Regions from separate parts of the Homo sapiens genome. Here region 1 is linked to region 2. A link is a loop called in an ENCODE intact Hi-C map of the cell type or tissue named here. Cell type or tissue: PC-9. All regions are shown on one strand. Each heading gives the region's core, and the rest is flanking DNA. Links, peaks and the distances in the headings are about the cores only.

Region 1 (2,914 bases), core at 315-2,814, 540 kb before region 2:
TTACTCCGTCAGGTCAGAGTGAGAAAAAGCTCAGTAGTAGCTCTAGCGTTTAATGACAAAGGGAACAAAGGTTACAATGAACTGGACAAACTGGCTTACTGACTGTTAGCTTCTTGCTGAACTGGGGGCAACATATGCATCAAAGGATCCACATAAAATTAACTTTAAATCTGACCTGTAAATTATAGCTTGGATTATTATAAGAACATTTTTAATTGATGGGAACAGGATAATTAAAAAAACAGAACAGGTAAACTGTAAAAGCGACTTAAGGCAAGTGACTGAAAACTGACCTTTCAAGCTAGATGATTAGGATTGCCTAGGGAAATGATGGCTGTACCTAATGTCCATCTGTCCATAACTCCATAGGCACCACAAAAACAGATTACAGCCATCATTTATTAGTTCTGCTCTCCAATATGACTGAATTTCAAACTCTAAGGCTCTAAGGGGAAATACAATAAAAAACTGGTAGAGTAAGAAAGGCAAATACAGGCAAAGTCTAGAATAGTGATTTTCAACAGGGGCAATACTTCCCCTGGCAGGGTATTTAAAGTTTTTCCAGTCCGGGTGCAGTGGCTCACGCCTGCAATCCCAGCACTTTGGGAGGCCAAGAGTTCAAGATCAGCCTGGCCAACATCGTGAAACCTCGTCTCTACTAAAATTACAAAAAATTAGCCAGGCGTGGCTGTGTGTGCCTATAGTCCCAGCTACTCTGGGGGGTGAGGCAGGAGAATTGCTTGAAGCTAGGAGGCGGAGGTTACAGTGAGCTGCTGCACTCCAGCCTGGGCAACAGAGTGAGATTCCATCTCAAAAAAAATAAAAAAATAAAATTTTTTTCCAAAGATAGGGAGCACTATCTGCATTAATGGAAGTGGTGGGTGTTAGTTGCTAGAAGACTATGTAAAGATTTGGTATAGAAAGTAAATTTGTTTATTGTTATCTGAGTCATGTATGTATTTCTGTACTGTTTTAATACGCATTAAATTCACTAAAAATGCAGCTTCTGTGGAGAATTTTTCATTACTGATAATGCTACTCATGGTATCTGGGTAATACATCATTTCTTTATCAATCCATTTTGTGGTGGCTCTGACTGTTTGTTATGCCTTCTAATGTAGTTACAACAGGTATTCACATATCAATATCATCATACCCGGCAATAAAAATAATTAAAAGTAGTTACGTGGCGAGACCCTATATCTATAAAAAATAAAAAATTAGCCGGGCCTCCATTCAAGTCCCGGAAATGAGGGTGCAGTGAGCTATAATCATGCCACTGTACTCCATCCTGCGCAACAGAGCAAGACCCTGTCTCTGCACAGAGAAAGCACAAGGCTGCCATTACACACAGGGTAATGTCACTCCTGCAAAGACAGGGAGGTGTTTTGTGGGTACATAGATAGATATGTGAAACTAACACAGTTCACTGACCAGTGTCATGACAGTAAAAACAGTATTGCAAAAGGAATACTTAGCCAGGGCCTCAAGCTCAAGGTATTTACTGAAAACGTCCTCAATTGCAATAAAAACATTATACCATTAAAAAGAGTGATTTGTTGAACCAGTGATTTAAATGTATTGATCTGCTTTGAATTTGCAACCAGCCAGAATCTCTAGTTTAAACTGGCAGTTATAACAAAAGAGACCCTCAAATATTAGACAGCTGCAGTGCAGCTTTCTGGGTGCAGGTGTCACTCTCTGCCAGCCATCACTATTCTTTTCTGTTCAGTTTTTCTCTCAGGTGTTTGCTGGGAAATTAACACTGGAACTGACCCTTTTCCGGCAGTGAATGTAAGCTCTAGCTCCCCCATCTACTAGAAAGAAATGTCTTCAAGATGTAGAAATAAGGAATATTCTGAAAATAAAAATTATACAGTAGTAAAGATAATTCAGAAAGAAAAAGCTACCTGTTAGAATTTCCAGTCTAAATGGCACAGGGTAGTTAGGGAGAAAAGGGGTTGGAGAAAGAGAAACTATGACTAAAGATGAGAGGTATGAACAAGCTGTCAAGTTCCTATGGGCTAAAGCTGGGGCAATCAGGCCCTGAACTCCAAAGCTGGATAAAGTCTTTCTTTCTATTCTTCTTGGCCACCTGCACAGTCTGACACATACATATGTACAATTAGATTTGCAGGTCACAGGAGTGCCCTGCATTGTTTTAACTAGAAATAAAAAGTATTAGTCTAAATGTGGTTCTGGTGCCCTGTATATATGTAACAATATAGGACCCCCAAAATAGATTTTGCTTCTGGTGAATCTTATTCATTGGGTTAGTGTATGACTGTCTATAATATTTTCCATTTGTATTATTACATTGGGAAAAACATTTTTATCACTTTCTATTGTTAAGAAAATGGAAAACTTAAATATGGTGTTAAAAATGGAAATATATGTGATATTTGCATTATTAAACCCCTTTGCAGATCTTAAAAAAAAAAAAAGAAAAGAAAAAGAAATAACAGTACTCAATTTTTTTTTGAGATGGAGTCTCACTTTGTTGCCTAGGCTGGAGTGCAGTAGCGATCTTGGCTCACTGCAACCTCTGCCTTCGGGGTTCAAGTTCTTGCACTTCAGCCATGAGTAGCTGGGATTACAGGTATGCACCACCACGCCCTGCTAGATTTTTAGTCTTGACTCAACTATTAACAGCTGTGTAACCTAGGAAAGCTGCCTCATTGGCTTTTTTACCTGCAAAATGAGAAAAACTACACTAAACACTTAATAACTTACATTACTAAGGTAGGTACTCAAATCTTTTTAGTATTTATTGGGCATTTACTATTCACTAATACTAGCCAGATTTCTAAATTAAAATCTAATTGCTACCACTCCTATACTATGGCCTATCCAGATTGGTAAGGGTCTTAAAAATAGACAAAATGCAACTCAAAATGGGAAAACAAAGGCAAAA
Region 2 (2,914 bases), core at 116-2,615:
TGTGAAATCACTTGTTTACTGAGAAACAGAATGCTTTTTGTGTTTTGTGTGCATAGAAGCCCCTAGGGCATTCGATTGTTTAATCAAAAATGATTAACTTACAGCCTATTATGTACTAGCATGGGATACAGCACTTAACAAAACAGACAAACCACTGCCCACAGGGCAGTTTGGTGACTTGGATAGGGAGGTGGGAATAGAGATGATGAGAAAGGGTTGGATTCTAGAGATTCTCTGAAGCCAGAGGCCTCAGATTTTGTGTGCTTGGATGGAAAGAGTGAATGAAGAGAGCAGTCCAGGACAACTCTATGGTGGCCCCAAGTCAATTGGTGCTGCCATTTACTGAGATGAGAAATGGGAAGGAACATGTCAGGTGAGTCTATCAAGAGCTGGGTCTGGACACATTAAGCTTGAGATGCCTGTTTGAGATGTGAGTAAAGGAGTGGGCCACAGATATAGATAGCGTGGTCATCAAGTGTATCTGGTGCTCAGAGACCTGAAACTGGATTGAGAGAGTGACAGGACGGAGAGGAAAGGTCCCAGGGCTGAGCTCTAGGGCACTGTAATACCTGGAGATGAGGCAGAGAAGGAGGAACCAGCAGAGTGGATGGCGGGGAAGGAACAGTTGATGAAGAACAAAAAGAGACTTGCGTCTTTGAAGCCCAATGAAGAAAGGGCTTCAGGAGCAAGAACATGCTCACTTGGTCAAATGTGGTTAGCTCTAGTAAAATGAAGACAGAGAATTGTCCTTGGATTTGGCTATATGGAAGTCACTGCTGACCTTGATAAGACCAATTCTAACAGTGGGGAGGATGAAAACCCGATTGGAATGAGTTCAAGAAAAGATAGGAGGATGGAAAGTGGACCCAATGCCCTTAACTATCACTTTACATCAAAGCATAAAACAGAGAGATGAAAAATTTAAGGAAGGATCAACACATGAACAGTTGATCTGGAAGACTCTGTAGGGAGAGTTGTATAAACCAAGATGTGATAGAATTCCCAGAAGCCCTCCAGATGAATTTGGTTTTTCCCCGGAGAGGTGGGTGATCTAACGAGTGGTTCTATTTTTGCTATGGTCACCAGGAAACTCAGAACCAAACTTTGCTCCAACATCAGTGACTGTACTAAAGCTCATTCAATCTGTGTCTTCCCCTTTGACTTACTTTCCCAGTCTACCCATATTGTACTGACCTTGTTACATAAGCATGTGCGCGGACACACACACACACACACACACACACGCACACACACCCGTCAGGTTTGTTTACAGGAATGCTTCCAAGGTGTAACACCTTTCTGGCCTGGGGTTGGGTAACAGGTATTTAACACAAATGTGAATCAGGGCTGCCCCCTGGTGATGGCAGGGAAGACTGCAGACGGGGAATGAGTCCTAATCCATTTCCCTGAGGCACCACCTTGAGAGTTAATGGGGTGAGCAGTCATTTCTGCGCTTTGCTTTGAGGGGTAACGGAGAGCCTCCCTGTCCCCGTGTCTGCGCCTGGGGGTCCTACCAGCATGACCGTGACAGTCAGCATCAGCGATGCGCCTTGGGGGTGCGGGGAGGGGAGGTGGTGTGCAGGGTCGTTACCGAAAAGCTCCTGCTAATGCCCGAGTCCTGGGGTTTGCAGAGAGGAGATGCGGAGGTGAACAGTGGGGCTGAGGGGAGGAGAGGAGGAAGTTCAGGCCCCAAGTGGGACCTGCATTGAAGTCGGGTCTTGGGGGCAGCCAAGGGCAGAGGGAGAACTACAAGGAGGACACGGGGCCCCCAGAGACCAGCTTCGCCCTAGTGTTCTGTGAGGAGGAGAGGTGCATGGCTCTGACCCGGCTTTCTCGCCCATGGCCACACGGCAGGTGTGAAAGGTGTGTGTGTGTGTGGTGGGGGTGGGGGTTGTATCTGTGTGTGAGCATGTGTGTACATGCCCCAAGCCCTGGTGAGAATGTGCGTGGGAACATGTGTATCCAGGTGTGCTTTTCGTGTCCGCGCGTGTCCACATGTGAGAGTGATTGTGTATATTCGTGTGTACTTGTGAGTGCTCTCGTGTGTGTAGGGGAGCGTGTTGTGTGTCCTTGTGTGTGAGGATCGTGTGCTGGTGTGTGGGAGTATGTGTATATGGGAGTGCTTTCTGTGTCTGTGTGTGTATCTGCATGTGAGAGTATGGGCATGTGTGTGTGAGCCTGTGTCAGCCTGTGTGCGTGGATGTGTGTGTGTGAGTGGCATATGGGAGCGTGTGCGAGTGGTTTTTGCTGTGTGTGTGAGTGTGTCTGTGACCGTGCGGATGTGAGGCTGTGTGGTGTGTGGGTGGGCTGGGAGGGAGGCCATATGTGCTGGGCAGTGCAGAAGGGCTGATGGGGGCAGGGATCCCATCTGACTCGGCGGCCCTGTGATCTGGCCGGGCGGGAGGTGAGGAGAGGTCTCTGCGTGCAGAGGTGGGGGCCGACTCGGGGAGGCGGGCCCGGGCGCAGCTGCCTGGAAACTGGGAATTCACGGAGGACCCGGAGCGCGCCTAGCCCACACCGTCCGCGCCAGCAGGATCGCCCTTCCTCAACTCCCTGTCTCGCCCAGCAGCCGGCCGGGCGCTGGGGCTTTGGAGTCAGGTACAGCAGAGGTCCACACGAATGAGGGGTCTTGGACAAGTTGTTCTCTTCTCTGAGTGTCTGTGCCCTGCACTGTGAGACGTGAATGACACCTCTGCCTTGAAATGGGTCAGTGAGGAGGGTGGAACGAAGGCGCAGTAGTGCCAGGAAGTGCTTGCTGGGAATCTGTGGTCTCAAGGCTGCAAAAGTGTGAACATGCGGGTTCCTCACACAGCCCCAGGAAGCATGGAACTTCCCCCTTTTTACAGAGAGAACCCTAAAGCGCAGGGAGGGCTACTAACCTGCTTCTGAGGGGCAGGCCACCTTGGCTGTCTCT

The links. Peaks named below come from ENCODE experiments on the same cell type or tissue, not always from the same donor. Only the 100,000 strongest peaks of a DNase experiment are listed, where the experiment ranks them.
Region 1: a loop joins it to region 2, with 3 times the contacts of the local background. A loop is called at or near these places in 2 of 110 quality-filtered maps.

What each region holds. Positions count from the first base shown.
Region 1 is chr1:42,689,778-42,692,691 of GRCh38, reverse strand. All of the region lies in intron 2 of YBX1 (Y-box binding protein 1), which reads right to left. Among named protein-coding and RNA genes, the nearest start is that of YBX1, 8.8 kb to the right of the region's middle. RefSeq lists a silencer at 1,982-2,031. In PC-9, for the core only: a CTCF peak has its summit at 1,684; no DNase peak of the experiment used is centred there; H3K4me3 peaks cover 491 bases; H3K27ac peaks cover 1,942 bases.
Region 2 is chr1:42,145,481-42,148,394 of GRCh38, reverse strand. No RefSeq gene overlaps it. Among named protein-coding and RNA genes, the nearest start is that of GUCA2B, 6.5 kb to the left of the region's middle. In PC-9, for the core only: CTCF peaks have their summits at 1,156 and 1,362 (motif pointing left); a DNase peak (open chromatin) is centred at 1,284.